Regions from separate parts of the Homo sapiens genome. Here region 2 is linked to region 1. A link is an interaction called in ENCODE POLR2A ChIA-PET data of the cell type or tissue named here. Cell type or tissue: PC-9. All regions are shown on one strand. Each heading gives the region's core, and the rest is flanking DNA. Links, peaks and the distances in the headings are about the cores only. Region 1 has its middle 19 kb from the start of CLDN16. Region 2 has its middle 73 kb from the start of CLDN1.

What was found. ChIA-PET counts read pairs that join two places held together with the same protein. Peaks named below come from ENCODE experiments on the same cell type or tissue, not always from the same donor. Only the 100,000 strongest peaks of a DNase experiment are listed, where the experiment ranks them.
Region 2: POLR2A ChIA-PET joins it to region 1 with 5 read pairs; 2 of 35 experiments call an interaction of 5 or more read pairs at or near these places.

Annotation. Positions count from the first base shown.
Region 1 is chr3:190,364,299-190,374,061 of GRCh38, forward strand. It overlaps a transcript of CLDN16 not described here. Among named protein-coding and RNA genes, the nearest start is that of CLDN16, 19 kb to the right of the region's middle. In PC-9, for the core only: no CTCF peak of the experiment used is centred there; DNase peaks (open chromatin) are centred at 4,773 and 5,603; H3K4me3 peaks cover 720 bases; H3K27ac peaks cover 2,323 bases.
Region 2 is chr3:190,244,434-190,254,196 of GRCh38, forward strand. No RefSeq gene overlaps it. Among named protein-coding and RNA genes, the nearest start is that of CLDN1, 73 kb to the right of the region's middle. In PC-9, for the core only: a CTCF peak has its summit at 5,100; no DNase peak of the experiment used is centred there.

The sequences.
Region 1 (9,763 bases), core at 4,176-6,675:
GTATGGCTTGGGAGTCTGGATCACCCGTTCATGTAGCTCTTGTCCTGTACATGCCATCCTGGATGTACCTCTTCTAACAATAAACTGCTATAGATCTGGCTGATCTTATGACTTTGTGGTTCTGACAGAACATAGCTCATGATGAGCTGCTGATGGGTAGCTCTGGCCAAATGGTTCCTGTTGTCCCACGGGTAGATCCTCCATCTCTACCAGATCCCAGCTGCATAACAAGGACTACTTTTCAAATGGTGTTTACTTCTCTGCTGCCGATGGTATGACTGGCCTTGCTTTAGGGCCCTGGGGATTTCTACTGTGGTTCTCTAATTGCAACTTACACTTCTAGTAGCATTAGGGTCTGACTGGCTCAAGTGGTAAGGCTGCCTGCACTGCAGTCTAGAACTTTCGAAGAGCCCTTTATCGTGCTGGGTCCACTCAAAGCTGCCAGTCTTGAATGTCACTTTGTAAATAAGTCAAAGACATATTCCCAAATGTGGAATATGCTGTCTCAAAGAGGGGAGCTGAGCGTTGTCTTTTTTTTTTTCGAGGTGATTATATCGGCACGCCCCACGTCACAGAGCCCCTCAAAACTTCGCTGACATGGCAGACCCCTGAGTATTTTAGGGCTTCTCTTCACCGGGATCTGTCTCTTCTTTTTTTTCTTTAGTCAATGGATACTTGTTTTGAGAACTGGCTCAGATATGAAAACTAGAAATTTTACTGGGAATTTGCTCTCAGCCCCCTGTTTATCCATCCTTAATTTGTTTTGCTTATGTGCACTAAGTAACACTCTTTTTGGCTGTTTATCTCTTCCTAAGAACACTACGGTCTATTAACTATCTTCACAGGTCTCATGTTTCCTGGCTGCCACTCTGAACTTTACAATCATTATATGTCCTTGCATCAGGTGATTGATCAGCACCACTGGCCTATGTTCTTTTGGGATTCTCTGTTGTTACCAGAGAGCTCATTCTGTAACAGCCTTCCCTGCCGTCAGTCCTGGCCTTCTCAGGATAGCCACCACTTATCTTTTCAGCTATTCTGATGCTGCACCCACCAGTGCACTCTTTATTGTATTGGCCAGTGAAGTGTCTTTTGGATTCTTCCATAGAATATAGTTGGATGGTGGGCTTCCAGCCTTAGGTGGTATGACCATTTTGCTATGCACACTTCTTTACGCCTTTTGATACTTTTTGGTCACCATCTTCCGTGAAAGTTCTAGTATTTCTACTTCATCTAGTATGAGCCATCTTTTTTCCCAAACTTCCAAGAACCAGCCTCACAACTCTAATACTATTTTCCAGGATCCTTGACCAAGTATTAAATCTTGTATCACAGAAGAACGATCTGAAATCAAGCAACTCTCCCTTAGATATCTTTGTGTTTTACTAATCTCCTTTTATTTAGCACCATTAGAACTCTTAGGGTCCAGTATATACACAGTCTCCCAGATTCGCCAGTCTATTTTGTCTAGGTCTGGCAATTTATTCACCATTGTGTTCCATTCCTCCCCTAGCCGACCCAGTTCTTTTCAGCCAGGTATGGTGTGACTTAACCCTGCTTGTTAGCCTAGAGGAGAAGTGTTAGTATATTCAAAGTTCGAGTGGGTATATGTTGCCTTGCAAGGCACAGGCCTCTACATAATTCTTAAGCAAGGGGGAGCACTAGTCTTTAACTTGAAGAAATGGGCCACTCTTACAACCAGAGAGGATTCATGTTCGGAAAGCAAGTTTGTAAGTACATCAGCCCAGATATTGCCTTCTCAAGTTTAAAGATCCTACTTCTCAATCAATGCTTTCTGGAGCTCTTAAGTCCTGGGCCTGCTTTTATTGTCCCTGCAGCTGTGGGAAATGAGAGTATTTTTGTATGCCGCCTCTGACATTTACCTTAAATTGGTAATTTAAATTAGGATTTATAGCTTTTAGGCTTTCATTTTCTTTCTTTCTTTCTCAAAATGTATGACATGTTGCACCATCCATGTATTACTTTCCAACATTATGCCAGCCAAGTTCATCACCAGTGAAACTTTTAACAATGCCACTGACACAGCATGCCAACGCTATGAGTAATCCATCTACTCCACTGACAGGGTCTTCATTTCCAGCTGGTTAGTAGGTGATCTAACTTTTTAAAAAATCCCATTTTAAAGATTGTATCTTAGGCCCACTCCTGATACCAGTGGTCTTAAGTCACATTCCCTGGGGAAACAGACTCTCAACTGGAGACTTAGAAGCAGGAGATTTACTAACCAGTGCTCATCCAAACACACCTGTAAAAGGGTGAGAGTAAGACTGGACAGAGAGAAAAGTTAAACTTTGATACACTTACAAAAACACCTTGGCCAATCCCCCATGGAGCTCTGTGTTTGGGATGACCCTTCAGAGTTGACCCAAACTGGGGGAAAGGACCGTGACTCTCTTTTCTACGTCCTGAGATGTGGGCTGCTTTCCAGGAGGGAGGGTATCCTTAGGAAAGAAGCTCCCTATAACAGAGCAGTCGCTAGAGAGGATCTCAGTTTTGAGCAATCAGCATCTAAGTCTCCCAGCAGCTTTGGGGAGTATCTTATTCCTGCAGAGGGATTTCAGAAACATACCATAGCTTCTGCTTTATTTGATATAATATGAGCTGAGACCTCCAAAATTAAGAATGTCTGATGTACACAAAGGCCTTAAAATTGCCCCAAAGCAGCATGTGGGAGTGTTCAAAGAACAAGATACATAAAAACATTCAAGATTTTAATTTTAGCACAACATTTTAAACCACGGGTTACTTTGAAATCCTTTTTATCTTTAGTCGACACTGTTTTTCATATCTTGCTCCCCTTTGATTAGAGACACTCATTTGTCATTCTGAAAGAAATGAATATTCTTTTCTTCTTTGTTTTATGATAGGATAATACTGTCTACTCTGATAACTCCGAAGGTTTGTATTTGACCATAGATATTAAAGTGCATAGTGAAACTTTAAATGTGATAGAAAGCAAGATAATCATTACTTCATGAAACAATCTTTCTATTTTGTGACCTTTTAGATAGTTGATACTTAATATTCAAAATTATAGGCATAAATTATCTTCCCCCTGGAATTTACTAGCACACAATATGAAAGCCATCAAACAGAAATTTGGCCTGTGAACTAGTGACTCAATACTACTTCTCCAGGGTGAATTTCTTCAGCGGGAAAATTCAATACCTGCCTGTTGAATAAGGAAGGAATATATAATATATTAGGATTAGAGGAGAATCAATGTGATCATGTTGCCCAAATGTCCGATTTATTATTTGTCAAAGAGTATTACACAGAACATACGGTCTGCAAAATTCATTGTTTTTAAATGGCTTTATTATGGAAAATGAAACCTTTTCTGTTTTGTTGCCTTAACTCTCTGGCCAAAGCCTACTTTATTGTGGAACTCCATGTAATTTATTAGAATTAGTAGAATATGTTTTATGCACTTTTGGCTCCATTTCTTTCTTGAAAATTTTTAGTATCAGCAAGGTGGAGTCAGAAACAATTGTATTAATTAATATGAAATATAAAGCTGTGGGCTGCAGTAGATACATTTTTCTTACATTCCCATAATCTTTCCTCCCCCTTTCCTTCCCAAAAGTCTCTGCAATCTGCATTTTGATTACATTCCCATAATCTTTCCTCCCTTTATCCTTTCCAGAAATCTCTGTAATCTGATTTACGTTGGGTCCTGATGTGTTGGGGAAGCTGATACTGCTCCTGGCTGCAGAGTGGCATACCTGGCTGTGGCAGGCAGCCTTTAAGATAGCCCTCAATGATGTCTGTCCTCTTTTGGTATTCATACACTGTACAGTTTGATCCCACATCCTGGGATAGCCCTGTGTGATCAATAGAATTCAGCAGAATTGATGATCTGTTACTTCTGAGATTAGGTTATCAGAAGACTGTGGCTTTCATCTTGAAAGCACACTCTGTCCCTCTGAACACTCTGTGGGAAGCCTATGAAGGGGCTCAAATGACAGGGATCTGATGATCAGACAATAACTGGTGAGGCACAGAGGTCCGCCAACAATGATGGAGTAGAATCAATTCTTTCCCCCATTGTGCCTTCAGATGAGACTATAGCCTTAGCCAACAGCTTGAGATCCTGAGTCAGAACCACACAACTAACATGATCCATAGAAAGAAATGATCCATAGAAATGTTTGTTGTTTTAAACTGCTAAGTTTTGGGGGTAATTTGTTACACAGTAGTAGATGTCTAATACAGTGATTTTGACTAAACCAATCAGTGTGTTTCATTCTTCTTGAAACAGTGATAGGAATAAAAGTGGACAAGTGACTTAAGTTCGTCAATTCAGAATGACTTTCAGGGTTTTGAAGGAAATTCTTGTACATGGATATTCTCCTATTTCCTGGATGGTTAAATGTGTGTATGAGGAGGCCAGAGTCATTCTGTCAGGACAAGGAAAACCAGCATGAAGACAAAGCTGTCATTCTGAAGAGGGTAGAGCATAAATAATTGGTTACAAATGCTTACAATTCCACCTTTCCTCTGTATTTTTTCCCTTTTCTAAGCTAGCCAAACCCTTTTATTGTTTAGACTTGCTTGATTTTGATTTTCTGTTGCTTGCTACTAAAGGCCATCCCAGTGTATACATAGGTAGAGGCCCTGCCTTTAAATGTTAACAAGCATCTTAGTTTATAATGTGTTATTAGACCAAAAATGATAGTCTTGTAAAACATCTTTCAGCCTCTGATCTCAAACAGGTAGTCATAGATCTTAACCTGATTAGCCCTCCTTTCCATTGTTCTGGGTTATGCAGTCTTGTGTCATGCTCCTTGAAAGACAGATTTTTTTTTCAACATATCACTGTTATTCAACTTATTTAGGTCACTACTAACTATTAAATCCTGCTGCCATATGCAAGTCTAATTTAGACCCCTTACTCAGAAAGTCACTGCCTCCAAGGAGACAGAATAAAGCAAGGTAACTTTCACTGGCCCATTGTACCCAGCCATGTCTTTTCTTTCCTCTGTAATGATTACCATTAAGGTTCCAGTTCTAGCATATCTTTTAACTGATTCATAAAGCTATTGTAGAGCTCAGATGAAATTGTTTATTGATCTGGTTTAGAGAAGCTGCTCATAAGAGAACATGCAGTGAGAAATTGCTATAATTTGATTACCATGTCATTTTTATTACACAACAAATATTCATTATAGAATAGAAAATCTAGATAAGCAAACCACTCCACCAATGAAAATAATCTGAAATGTCTCCATAAATTTGATGTACATTATCCTAGTCTTTTTCTAATAGAAATTGTATGTATATCTTAGAAAAATGAAACTTTACTAGTATTAGTTTTATATCATTTAAAAGTGTGTTATGAACATCGTTCTATGTCAACAAACATAAATATGTTTATTTGTTTATTGAGTCTTTTGTCCTTATAATCACTTTCTCATATACTTCTTTGTACTTATCTTTAGGGAAAACAGTGACTCAAGTTAATGATCATAAACAAAATCTTACGAAAGAATGGCTGAAAAACTGACTAAACCAGCCCTGGCTCTGTTTAGACTTGTTTGTTGCAGGGAGGAACTAAATATTATTTTCCCTTGCTTGAGTAAAAGGTCTGAGTAGATGAAACCTGTGATGTTTTCACAAACTGAGAATTGGCAAAAAGCCTTAATGCGAATTTTGTATTCCGAGAAAGGCTGAGACATACAGAGGACATTTGTTTTTACCCTAAATAGCTGACATTCTTTTATATGATAGGTATGACAACGTAGTAGAAAGGCAAGAGCACTAAATGGGCCATTAGGAAACCTGGGCTCTGAAACTGGAATTGTCACTAGCATTTCTGGAACGTTGAAAGGGTCTCTTTCCTTTTAAGAAATATCTTAGAAGCATTCTAGCTCTGCTATTTTAAGTCTCTAAGATTGGATTGAAAGATGTGGTGAATCATTAGGTGTAGGTTTTGCTTCTTCAGCTATTTCCATATAATCCTGAAAGTTATGCCATTCTCTAAAAGAAAGACAGTAAAGTAAATATTTCCTCAATTTATGTTGTATCTTTAGCTACCTACTTTATGAGCATACTCATTAACTTAAACTTAGTATTTTCCAAACAAATTTTAGTGAATGATTTGAGTGTCATACATCTTGGTTATCATCACTACCAAGTTAGTATCACTCATTACGGCTTGGTTGTAAAAATTTAGAGTTTCTAAATGTGGCCATGCTTGTTGTGCATAACTTACCTGCAGGGGTGTAATTCACATGGCTATGATCTGAATGATGAGCTAAACCTACGTCATGTGCAACCTGCAAAAAAAGTGTTTTGATTTTAAGTGCACTCATGACAGTTGTGATGGTTAATACTGAGTGTCAACTTGACTGGATTGAAGGATGCAAAGTATTGATTCCTGGTGTGTCTGTGAGGGTGCTGTTAAAGGAGATTAACATTTGAGTCAGTGGGCTGGGGAAGGTAGACCCACCCTTAATTTGGGTGGGCACCATCTAATCAGCTGCCAGTGTGGCCAGAATATAAAGCAGGCAGAAAAATATGAAAAGGCTAGACTGACTTATTCTCCCAGCCTACATCTTTCTCCTGTGCTAGATGATTCCTGCCCTCAAACATCGGACTCCAAGTTCTTGAGTTTTGGGACTCAGACTGGCTTTCTTGCTCCTCAGCTTGCAGATGAACTACTGTGGGATCTTGTGATCATGTGAGTTAATACCTTTATATATATATATATATATATATAAAATATATATGCATATATAAATTTATATAAACAAATATAAATGTATAAATATATAGGGTATAATATATATATATTTATCCTATTAGTTCTGTACCTCTATGGACTATCCTATTAGTTCTGTTCCTTGCAGATGGCCTATTGTTGGATCTTGTAATCATGTGAGTTAATACATATATATAGTATAATATATACATATTTAATCTATTAGTTCTGTCCCTTTAGAGAAACCTGACTAATACAACAGTTAAACATCTCATATAGGCAAGTAGATAGATATACATGAGTCATACATATGTGAGGGTTATGCTTGCTCATGATAATTTCTTTTTAGTTTCTCTGACTTTCCTGCTGTCTCACGCTTCCAAACCCTACACTTCGTAGGTTCACTGCCATGCCAGGATATAGGAACAAGTGCATCTCTATTAAGAAGGAACTTAATAAGTCATAGACCAATAGTCCAGGCAGAAGGAATCAGGTCAGACTCTGATGTTCTCAATTTTCCCACTAATGCCTGCTCTTGAAATTACATTCCCAGCCTGTTCCTTGGTACCCAAATTATTTGCTGGTTTCCTTCAAAAAAAAGTCAGATCTATGAAGTAGTGATTTTTGTCTATTTATTCACTGATATAATCCCAGGCTGGAGGAAAGCCTTGAATTAGGAGGTGATCCATAAATATTTGTTGAAGCAGTTCATTAATAAATATTCTGTCCAATTCAACTGGCAGCTGGTAATTTGCTCATTCCTGAACCCTAGTTCCAAGTCAGATGCTCAGTCTGCCAAAATTTCTGCCATTTTCCTTGGTTATGTAAATTGAGAGACACCAGATTCCCTGACACTGAAGCCCACATATCTGCTGTCCCAGGTCACCGAACATCTACCTGGCTGGGCTGTTGACTGCCCTTGGCCACCATAAGTTTTTGCGTCTGTGCTCTCTTTCTTGAGCTGTTTGCCCTCACATATAAGGGTGTCTTAGTCTGGCTCTGAGCACCTGCTCCAGTGTAAGATGTGTTTTATCTCAGGTCCCATGCCCTGTCTCACAGTCTTTCTCACTCCCCACTTAGGTCACATCCCAGCAGGATTAGCTATACTTGAGGCCGGCTAAGGATGAGTCTTGTATTTGGACAGCATTTGGAAATTATTTTTTTCAACCCAAGACTTGGAAAGCTTTGCAAACAGAGGGAGACACCACTGTCAGCCTCATTACCAACACTTTCAGGATAGACACCCAGCTCCTTCACATCCCTGAGAGTGGGGAAATTTACTGATGTTCTCTGAACTCCAGTTTCCTCACAAACAAACCAAAATTAGAGCTAGTATTGAGCCTGGCACAGTGGAGCCTACCTGTTTACCCAGATACTCAAGAGGCTGATGCTGTAGTATCACTTGAGGCCAGGAGTTTGAGACAAGGCTGGGAAACATGTTGAGACCCCCTTCCCCCCCAAAATAAAAATAATTTAGTTGGGCTTGTCGCACACACCTGTAGTTCCAGCTACTTTGGAGGCTGAGGTGGGAGGATCAATTGAGCCTAAGAGTTTGAGGCTGCAGTGAGCTGTGAATGTCCTACTACCCTCCAGCCTTGGTGAAAGAGCAAGACTAGGCCTCTAACTAAAAATAAATACATAAATGAGTTAAACAAAAATGAGCTAGTATTTGTGAACCTGTGTAATGTGGCCCTTTGTCCCTAGCAATTTCATTCAAATTAGCTTTCCTTCAATCCTCTCCTTAAAGGAAAACATAAAAGCAGTCATTTGTCAAAGGCCTTCTTTAAGTATCAAGGTCTTCCCAATACGAGGGGCTTGTACCTGTATCTGATCTGCTTTTGTGAGCCTGAATCTTTAGCTCCATGGAGCCCAGTTCCTGTTTCCTGACTATTGACCCCAGCCATTTAACCCCTCATCTTTTTCTTCCTTCTAGCATTTCTGCCTGTGTCGGAATCCTTACTGTACATGCTGATAATCTGCCTGACTCTTCAAAGGGCAGCCCCTTTGTTTGTTCTGCCTTCCAGTCCCTGACATAGCCTACCTGCTCTGTCTCTCAGGTGTTCTTTATCTGACATTTGTAGCATTTAGGAAATCCAATTTAGTATAAGAATTTTAACAGCTGAGAAGTCCCTTCCCTTTCTCCTTATACTTTGAAAATGAGGCTCAAGGCAGTGATATGATTTTTCTAACATAATAAATATCTGTTTCAGCAGGGGTTGCAGGGTTTCTAGAGCCTTAGTCCATTGACTCACCCAATCTGCTCCTTGTCCCTCATTCATCCTCAGGGAGTCACTGGGCCTATTAGCCAGCAAATTCTTACTTTACACCTACGACCACAGCAGCATTTTATGAACAGTTTCATTAATCATACAAGCTAAGAACATATAATTTTATGAGTAACTCATTTAGAACAAATACATTTGTTCTCTGATTCTCAATCTTCTTGAAAAGCTGCAAAGAAATTTTGACTTAATGCTTTTTTAACATAAAGGCTGTAAGAAAGACTATTCTTTACTAAACTTGTTAAGTATAGTTTGAGTGGTTAGGCCTCAAATATAGTTATAATGCATTGCATTTAACTAATTTATATTGCCTTAAATAATGCTGTTGTGCATTATTTAAGATAAGATTATTTAATCTATCAAGACAGGTTGTGAGCTCTTAGAGAACAGGTGTCAGTCATCACTGATTATCCAATAGCTAGTCCAGCGCTCAGGACGCATTTTTATTGCATGAAGAAATTCTTCAGAGCTAGTCAATGATGTAGGAAATATAGATGATAGTGGTATATATTTTAAATTGCCTATAATGTGCCCATATTAAAAAAAAAAAAAGAAAACAGATCAGTATTGTTTTGGTGGTCTGGCAAGAGACCTGAGAGATCCTTATACATTTCCCTTGCAAGTAAAAGACTCATCTTACTTGTTAGGAAACTTCTGAATTCCCCTTTTTCTCCATTTGGATGGAAGAAACTTCTCAGTGGCTGAAGTTTAGCCCCAAATGCTTATATTTTCTTCTGAATGATAAAAAAAAATGAGG
Region 2 (9,763 bases), core at 3,030-5,529, 120 kb before region 1:
AAGGAAACAAAAGTTACCTATGGGTTGAGGGTTCAAGGCTTGGCTGGCCTGGAAGCTTTCTAAATTTGTATGCCCGCAAGAAAAAAATACACTTTTGCTAAACTCTAACAATAGCAGCTTTCAGGCAAATTTCTAACTTTGGTTTATTTAATACTATCCAGAATACTACAACTCTGACTGTGTAGAGGACTGACTTTACCATCACTCTTTTCTGAGAAGCAACTGCAAACCTTAAGCCAGTTTTAGCCAGCTTAGAGAGAGTGTACAGAAACTGTCCTTGTGTTTTATAGTTCACCTTTTTACGTAAAAAGCCAATTTTGCTTCATTTTAATGCTAAATCTCCACCCCAAACTGAACATGGAATGTATGTTTGTCTATTGCACATGTGCTTGTCTTCCTCTTAAATATGTATGGTTTTTCCCCAAGCCTGCTGCATAAAAATGACTCTTAACTGTGTGATGCAGACACTGTGAGGCATAAAACCCAATCTGCCCTTTCTCTCTTCAAAGAGAGCACCTTTAGCCTATACCAGAGACTCTCTCTTTAAGGTTTGCAAACTGATATTGCCAATAAAATTCTCCTTTTACTACTTAGCCATCCTGGTCTTTTGGAAAGCACTACTGTATTAGTCTGTTTTCACACTACTGATAAAGACATACCCGAGACTGGACAATTTACAAAAGAACAAAGTTCATTGGACTTACAGTTCCACATGGCTGGGGAGGCCTCACAATCATGGCAGAAGGCAAGGAGGAGCAAGTCACATCTTACATGGATGGCAGCAGGTGAAGAGAGCTTGTGCAGGGAAACTCCCATTTTTAAAACCATCAGATCTCATGAGACCCATTTACCATCATGAGAACAGCACAGCAAAGACCCACCCCCATAATTTGATAATCTCCTACCAGGTCCCTCCCACAACACTTTGGAGTTATGGGAGCTACAAGATGAGATTTGGGCGGGGACACAGAGCCAAACTATATCATTCCACCCCTGACCATCCCCAAATCTCATCCTTTACACTTCAAAAGCAATCATGCCCTCCCAAAAGTCTCCCAAAGTCTGAACTCATTTCAGCATTAACTCAAAAGTCTCCACAGTCCAAAGTCTTCTCTGAGACAAGGCAAATCCCTTCTGCCTATGAGCCTGTAAAATCAAGAGTTAGTTACTTCTTAGATACAACAAGGGTACAGGCATTGGGTAAATACAGCCATTCCAAATGGGAGACATTGGCCAAAACAAAGGGGCTACAGACCTCATGCAAGTCTGAAATCCAGCAGAGCAGTCAAATCTTCAAGCTCCAAAATGACCTCCTTTGACTTCAGGTCTCACATCCAGATCACACTGATGCAAGAGATGGGTTCCCATAGTCTTGCACAGCTCCACCTCCATGACTTTGCAGAGTACAGCCTCCCTCCCAGCTGTTTTCACAGGCTGGCATTGAGTGTCTGTGGCTTTTCGAGGCACATGATGCAAACTCTTGGTGGATCTATCATTCTGGGGTCTGGTAGATAGTGGCCCTCTTCTCACAGCTCCACTAGGCAGTGCCCCAGTAGGGACTCTGTGTGGGGGCTCCAACCCCATATTTTCCTTCCACATTGCCCTAGCAGAGGTACTCCATGACAGCCCCATCTCTGCAGCAAACTTCTGCCTGGACATCCAGGTTTTTCTATACATCCTCTGAAATCTAGGCAGAGGTTCTTGAACCTCAATTCTTGACTTCTATGCACTCACAGGCTCAACACCACATGGAAGCTGCCAAAATTTGAGGCTTGCACTCTCTGAAGCCATGGCCTCAGCTCTACATTGGCCCATTTCAGCCATGGCGGGAGCGGCTGGGATGCAGTGCACCAAGTCCCTAGGCTGCACACAGCACAGGGACCCTGGCCTAGCCCACAAAACCACTTTTTCCTCCTAAGCCTACAGGCCTGTGATGGGTGGGGCTGCCACAAAGGTCTCTGATATATCCTGGAGACATTTTCCCCATTGTCTTGGTGATTAACATTTGGCTCCTCATTACTTATGCAAATTTCTGCAGCCAGCTTTAATTTCTTCTCAGAAAATTGGATATTTTTTTTTTCTATTGCATTGTCAGGCTGTGAATTTTTCAAACTTTTATGCTTTGTTTCCCTTTTGAAACTGAATGCCTTTAACTGCACCCATGTCACCTCTTGAATGCTTTGCTGCTTAGAAATTTCTTCCACCAGATACCCTAAATTATCTCTCTCAAGTTCAAAGTCCCAGAAATCTCTAGGGCAGGGGCAACATGCCAAAGTCTCTTTGCTAAAACGTAACAGAGTCACCTTTACTCCAGTTCCCAACAAATTACTCATTTCCATCTGAGACCACCTCACTATCAGCATTTTGGTCAAAGCCATTCAACATGTCTCTAGGGAGTTCCAAACTTCCCCACATTTTTCTGCCTTCTGAACCTTCCAAACTGCTCCACCTTCTGCCTGTTACCCAGTTCCAAAGTCACTTCCACATTTTCCAGTATCTTTTCCTCAGTACCCCACTCTACTGGTACCAATTTACTGTATTAGTCTGTTTTCACACTACTGATAAAGACATACCCGAGACTGGGCAATTTACAAAAGAAAGAGGTTTATTGAACTTACAGTTCCACATGGCTGGGGAGGCCTCACAATCATGATGAAAGGCAAGGAGGAGCAAGTCACATCTTATGTAATTGGCAGCAGGCAAGGAGGGGTTGTGCAGGGAAACTCCCATTTTTAAAACCATCATATCTCATGAGACCCATTCACTATCATGAGAACAGCATGAGAAAGATGTGCCCTCATAATTCAGTCATCTCTCACCAGGTCCCTCACACAACATGTGACAATTATGGGAGCAACAAGATCAGATATGGGTGGGGACACAGAGCCAAACCGTATCAACTACTTAAAGATTTATTTTTCCTTTCATTTGGGATATTATTTACTGCTTCCTGATTAGGGAAGATGAGGACTTGGCTGACCTTTACTCCTACTCCACATCACCCCTTTACAGCATATGATCGCTCCATCTGCCCAGTACAGGTATATCACAAGGGTGTTGAGATCTATGTTCAGTTCTTACACTGTTATAACTGTGTACCTTTGATACGAATTATGATTACTTTTTCCTTTTCTATACAACTTGTTACTTTTTCCTAGAATTAATAATTGCCTTTTTTGCTTGGGAGAAATAATACTTATTGTTCTCTCTTTGGGGAATTCATAATTATTTTTTTCTAATTATTTATTATTCATTTTGCACTGCATTTTAAGTATTATATATTTTCCTTCAATGTGTCCAAACACATCACATAGTCTACCAATTTCATCTTCTTGAGAATGTTTCTAGGAGTTTTCTATCTTTTTGTGAATTAATGCAATTATTTTCCATAAGTTATTGAGGTACAGGTGGTATTTGGTTATATGAGTAAGTTCTGTAGTGGTTATTTGTGAGATTTTGGTGCACCCATCACCCAAGTAGTATACACTGCACCATATTTGTAGTCTTTTATTCCTAGCCACCCCTCCCACTCTCTTCCCCCAAATTCCCACAGTCCATTGTATTATTCTGATGACTTTGTATCCTCATAGCTTAGCTCCCACATATCAGTGAGAACATACAATGTTTGGTTTTCCATTCCAGAGTTACTTCACTTAGAATAATAGTTTCCAATCTCATCCAGTTTGCTGGAAATGCTGTTAATTCATTCCTTTTTATGGCTGAATAGTATTCCATTGTGTATGTATATATATATGTGTGTGTGTGTGTGTGTGTGTATATGTGTGTGTGTATATATATATATACGTGTATATATATACACATGTATATATATATGACAGTTTCTTTATCCACTTATTGATTGATGGGCATTTGGGTTGGTTCCATGATTTGCAATTGTGAATTGTGCTGCTAAAAACATGCATGTGCAAGTATCTTTTTTGTATAATGACTTCTTTTCCTCTGTGTAGATACCCAGTAGTGGGATTGCTGGGTCAAATGGTAGTTCTACTTTCAGTTCTTTAAGGAATCTCCACATTGTTATTCATAGTGGCTGTACTAGTTTACATTCGCACCAGCAGTGTAGAAGTGTTCCCTGATCACCACACCCATGCCAACATCTACAGTTTTTTGTTTTTTTGATTATGCCCATTCTTGCAGGAGTAAGATGGTATGGCATTGTAGTTTTGATTTAGATTTCCCTGGTCATTAGTGATGTTGAGCATTTTTTCAGATGGTAGTTGGCTATTTTTGTATCTTCTTTTGAGAACTCTCTATTCATGTCCTTAGCCCTCTTTTTGATGGGATTGTTTGCTTTTTTCTTACTTGTTTGAGTTCATTGTAGATTCTGAATATTAGTCCTTTGTCAGATGTATAGATTTTGAGGATTTTCCCCATTCTGTGGGTTGTCTGTTTACTTTGCTGACTGTTCCCTTTTGCCATGAAAAAGCTTTTTGGTTTAATTAGGTCCCAGCTATTTATCTTTGTTTTTATTGCATTTGTTTTTCGGTTCTTGATCATGAAATCCTTACCTAAGCCAACATCTAGAAGGGTTTTTCCAATGTTATCTTCTAGAATTTTTATAGTTTCAGGTTTTAGATTTAAGTCCTTAATCCATCTTGAGTTAATTTTATTATTAGATGAGAGATGAGCATCCAGTTTCATTCTCCTACATGTGACTAGCCAATTATCCCAGCATCATTTGTTGAAACAGGTGTCCTTTTCCCACTCTATGTTTTTGTTTGCTTTGTTGAAGATCAGTTGGCTGTAAGTGTTTGGGTTTATTTCTGGCTTCTCTATGCTGTTCCATTGGTCTATGTGTCTATTTTTATACCAGTACCATGCTGTTTTGGTGACTGTGGCCTTATAGTATAGTTTGAAATCAGGTAGTGTGATGCCTCCAGATTTGTTCTTTTTGCTTGGTCTTGCTTTGGCTACACAGGCTCTTTCTATGCAGAGTCCCTACTTAGTGGGCCCAAATCAATAAATTCAGCCTGATCCAATTCTGTGTTCCTTCCACCATTTTCCCATACCCTTAATATCCATTCCCATGCCTGTTCCCCAGATTTCTGTTTACATTAATTAGAGAACTCAAACATTTCTTTTCAAGTGTAGTCCACCTCCTTATGGGTCACACTCTGAACCTCACCACTAGGGGCCCGCTGGGACTTTAGTTTAGTTATAGGTCTAGAGACAAACAGATATGTTGGGGGTGGCTCCTGAGGAAAATCAATATTATCTTGCCTGGCAACTGCCTCAGGTGAGGCCATCACTGTTGTGTCAGGCAGTGCAGGGTTTATCTCCTCAGATAAAGATGGAAAGGCTGATGGCAGCATGGGTCGGGGAGGGGATGTTGCCACTACTGGAGATGGGGAAGCTGTTCCTTCTGGCTAAAAATGTTCATCAGGGTTTACAAATCTTATTGTCCCCAGCTCCATCAGGGTCCTCCCACACATCCCCATCCCAAGTTTCATGGTTCCATTATTTTCCAGTCAATGCCCTCACTTTAACAGTAAACACCTGGCGAGGCTGTGCATGCATCTTTCATTGCAAATCAGCCCCTCACATGATAAGAGCCTGTGTCTGCTTTTCCACAGTTTCAGCTCTTTCTCTACAGTAGATAAGACTCTCACTCAGGGCAATCTTAGCAGAGGTGAGGCTCAGTATATGCTTCTGAAGCTGGGAGACAGAATCCTAAGTTCATCATTTTCTTTCATCACTTCGTCCATTGAACTTAAGAGCAACCAACCAGCTTCATTATGTTCCTTGGTTCTCCACATATGGTCAAAGGTATTATGTTCAGAGTCACTAAACTCCTTACCTCTCACAAGTGGTGAATCAGGAGTGTCAAATGCATTTATTTTGCATAACTCTCTAAACAATTCATGCCAAGAACTATCAGTATTCTCTATACTATTAGAAGTAGAGTCCTTAGCATTTTGGGTTCTAATCTTATCAAGCAGCCTACTCCAGAAACCCCAAAACCAATGACAGAACTTCATCCTTAATATTCTGTTCCTCTAGAACCACTCCTGGTACCAAAATCTTTATTAGTCAGGGTTCTTCAGATGGGTAGAACCAATAGGAGATATATATATATATATATATATATATATATATATATATATATATATATATATATATATATGGATATATATATATGGATATATATATATAAGGATATATATATATAAAAGGATATATATAAGGATATATATAAAAAATAGGATGTATATATATATATAAACTAGGATATATATATATATATATATATATATATATACATATATATATGTAAAGGGAAGTTTATTAAGTGTTAACTTACATGATCACAAGGTCCTATAATAGGCTGTCTGCAAGCTGAGAAGAAAGGAGAGCCAGTCTGAGTCCCAAAACTGAAGAATTTGTAGTCCAATGTTTGAGAGCAGGAAGCATCCAGCATGGGGGAAAGATGTAAGCTGGGAGGCTAGGTCAGTCTCTCTTTTTCATGCTTTTCTGTCTGCTTTACATTCGTTGGCAGCTGACTGCATTGTGCCCACCAGATTAAGGGTGGATCTGCCCTCCCCAACCCACTGACACAAATGTTCATCTCTTTTGGCAACACCCTGACAGACACACCCAGGATCAATATTTTTATCCTTCAATCCAATCAAATTGACACTCAGTATTAACCATCACACCTGCTAAATTTGAATTTCAGATAAAAATGGATACTTTTGCTTAGCATAAATGTATTTCATGCAGATATGATTCGGTTGTGGGTCTCCCCCAAATCTCATGTTAAAATGCAATCCCTGTCTGGGCACTGTGGCTCATGCCTGTAATCCCAGCACTTTGGGAGGCTGAGGTGGGGAGACCATTTGAGGTCAGGAGTTGAAGACTACCCTGACCAAGATGGTGAAACCCGGTCTCTACAAAAAGAAAAAAAAAATCAAAACAATTAGCTGGGCATGGTGGTGCATATCTGTAACCGAGGCTACTCGGGAGGCCAAAGCTGGAGAATAACTTGAACCCGGGAGGTGGAGGTTGCAGTGAGCTGAGATTGTGCCACTGCACTCCCGCCTGGGTGACAGAGTGAGACTCTGCCTCAAAAAAAAAAAAAAAAAAATCTAAAATAAAATAAAATGTAATCCCCAGTGTTGGAGATGAGGCGTACTGCTAGGTGTTTGGGTCATGAGGAAAGAAACTCCTTCATGAATGGCTTGGTGCCCTCCTCTAAGTAAGCAGTGAGTTCTTGCTCTGAGTTCACGTGAAATCTGGCTGTTTAGAAGACTGTGGCACCTCCCCCCTCTGTCTTTCTCCCACTCTCACCATGTGATGGTCCTGTTCCCCCTTTGCCTTCCATTGTGATTGAAAGCTTCCTGAGACCCTCGACAGAAGCAGATACCAGCGCCATGCTTCCTGCACAGCCTGCAGAAACATGAACCAAAATGAACCACTTTTCTTTTAAAATTATCCAGTCTCAGGCTTTCTTGTATAGCAATGCAAAAATGGCCTAACACATGTGCAATATTTGGGACATATTTATATGAAAAAAATTAGTTATCGCTTATCTGAAATTTAAACTTATCTGTGTGTCCGGTGTTTTCATTTGCTGAATGTGGTAATATTGGTCCAAACTGTTTTAGGATATTTAGCGGCATTCCTGGACCTTTATCCATTAGATGCCAGTCCCACATCCTAGTTGTGACAACTAAAAATGTCCCCAGATACTGCCAAAGGTTCCCTGGGAGGCAAAATCTCCCTTGGCTGGAACTACTGCCTTAGAAAGTGTTAGAAGTGCAAAGCATGAGGCTCCACCCCAAACCTACTGAATCAGAAACTCAGTAGGGAGGGATTTAGCAATCTGTGCTTTCACAAGTCTTACAGCTGTTCTGATGCAACTGAAGTTTGAGAACAAAATTGGTCTTATCTATTTCTCAGGCAAGTGTATCTCAGAGGACATAAATTAGTATTGCTTAGTGTAGAGACCCATGGATAATCTATACCAGAACCGCTATTGTTGTATATTAAAGAAACATCTAATGGTGCACCCTGGAACTTCTTAATCAAAATTTCTAAGGGGATGAAGAAGTTGAGAGTGTAGTAGAAAACAGGGGTCCAGAGTTCTACTTTTATTTTTTAAGTAAACGTACCCTGTGACTCTTGTATACACAGATATTTGAATACCACGGACTGGTATGGATGCCTCAGACTTTCTTTGTTTATATCACTAACATTCCCAATTCTAGTTTCATGTTTCCAAAACAAATTTCTGGAGATAAATTGGCTTCTGGTTTATACTTACCTACAGCAGTGTTTCTCGGCTCTGGTAACATATTTGAACCACCTAGCGAGCTTTACAAAAATACCAATGCCCAGTCCCCATCCACAACAATGAAGCAGAATCTCTGGGGGTGGTGTTTTCTGATTCCAGATGATTCTAATATGTAACTAGGTTTGGAAACCACTGGCCTATGGGAGAAAATGCGCTAGTCTTATCGATTCTAACATTCCAGTCGGTTTAATGTCTATGTTCCTCATTATACATTATAAAAATTAATATTCCGGTTCAAATTTCATACTCTTTTTGTGTCTCTTAAATCCATCCAAGTTCTGGGGGTCCTGAGCAAACTAGTTCTGAGAACCACAGATATATATCAGATCCTGGAGTACAACTGTATAATTGGGATATTCTCCTCCTCTACACCCCACATGCTGGTCTTTCCTTTATTCTATCTACTATCTCTTATAGAGCGTACTCAAAATCCAACTAATTTTCAGGGCTTTCTTCAATTAATTATTAATATGATATAGAAATGGCTTCAAATGTCTATCATCAAAAATAGAGGAACTTTGATGTTAACATAATCAGGCCTTTAGGTCTAACTTCCAATTCACAGGAAATATGGAAGACAGAGAAAAAATTAAGCACCCATAAGCAGGGACTCAGACTAATCTATAAGGTGGACATTTTATAGAATAATTTGCCTATCTCTTCAAGAAGTCATTATTACATAAACAAAATAATACATGAAATGAAATAATACGTTATGGCATTAAAAGGGAGAATGTTTTAAATTAAAAGAGATTTAAGACACATAACAATCAGAGGCAATATATACGCCTTAATTAGATCCCAGTTGAACAAACCAGCCTAAAATGAAGTAATTACAGTGATAGAATTTGAACATAGTTTAGGTATTAGGTGATGTTAAGGATCCATTTACATTTTTTGAGGTATGGTAACAGTATTGTGATTAGATAAGGGAAATATATTTATTTTTAAAAAACTGCATAACAAGGATGAAACACAATGTGATCTGTAATTGACTTCAAGTTACTTTAGTCAAAAAATAGATGATGCAAATATACCAAAGTGTTAACAATTGTTCAATCTAAATGATGGCCATAAGTGCTTGTCATATTGTTCTCTTTTTTCTTTTGCTTGAAATTTTCTATAGTAAAAAATAGGATAGTAAGAAGAAAAATGAAGTGAATATATGAAGGCAGAATATATAGTGGAGAAAAGTCCGCAATGGAAATAAAACCACATGAGCCTGGTTTTGACCCTGAATCATCCCCTGTCAAGGCCTCAGCTGCCTCCTATACCTAATGAGGGCTTAGAACAAGGTTGTCCTTGCTGTAAGCCTGTGGTGACTGTCTTTATCCACAATTTTATTAGCTCATATTACAGATGAGAAAACTGACGCACGGAGATGATAGACCACTCAGCTGGTGTGACAGAGCTGGAACTTGAACTGGGAACCCTAGCTCCAGAGCCTGC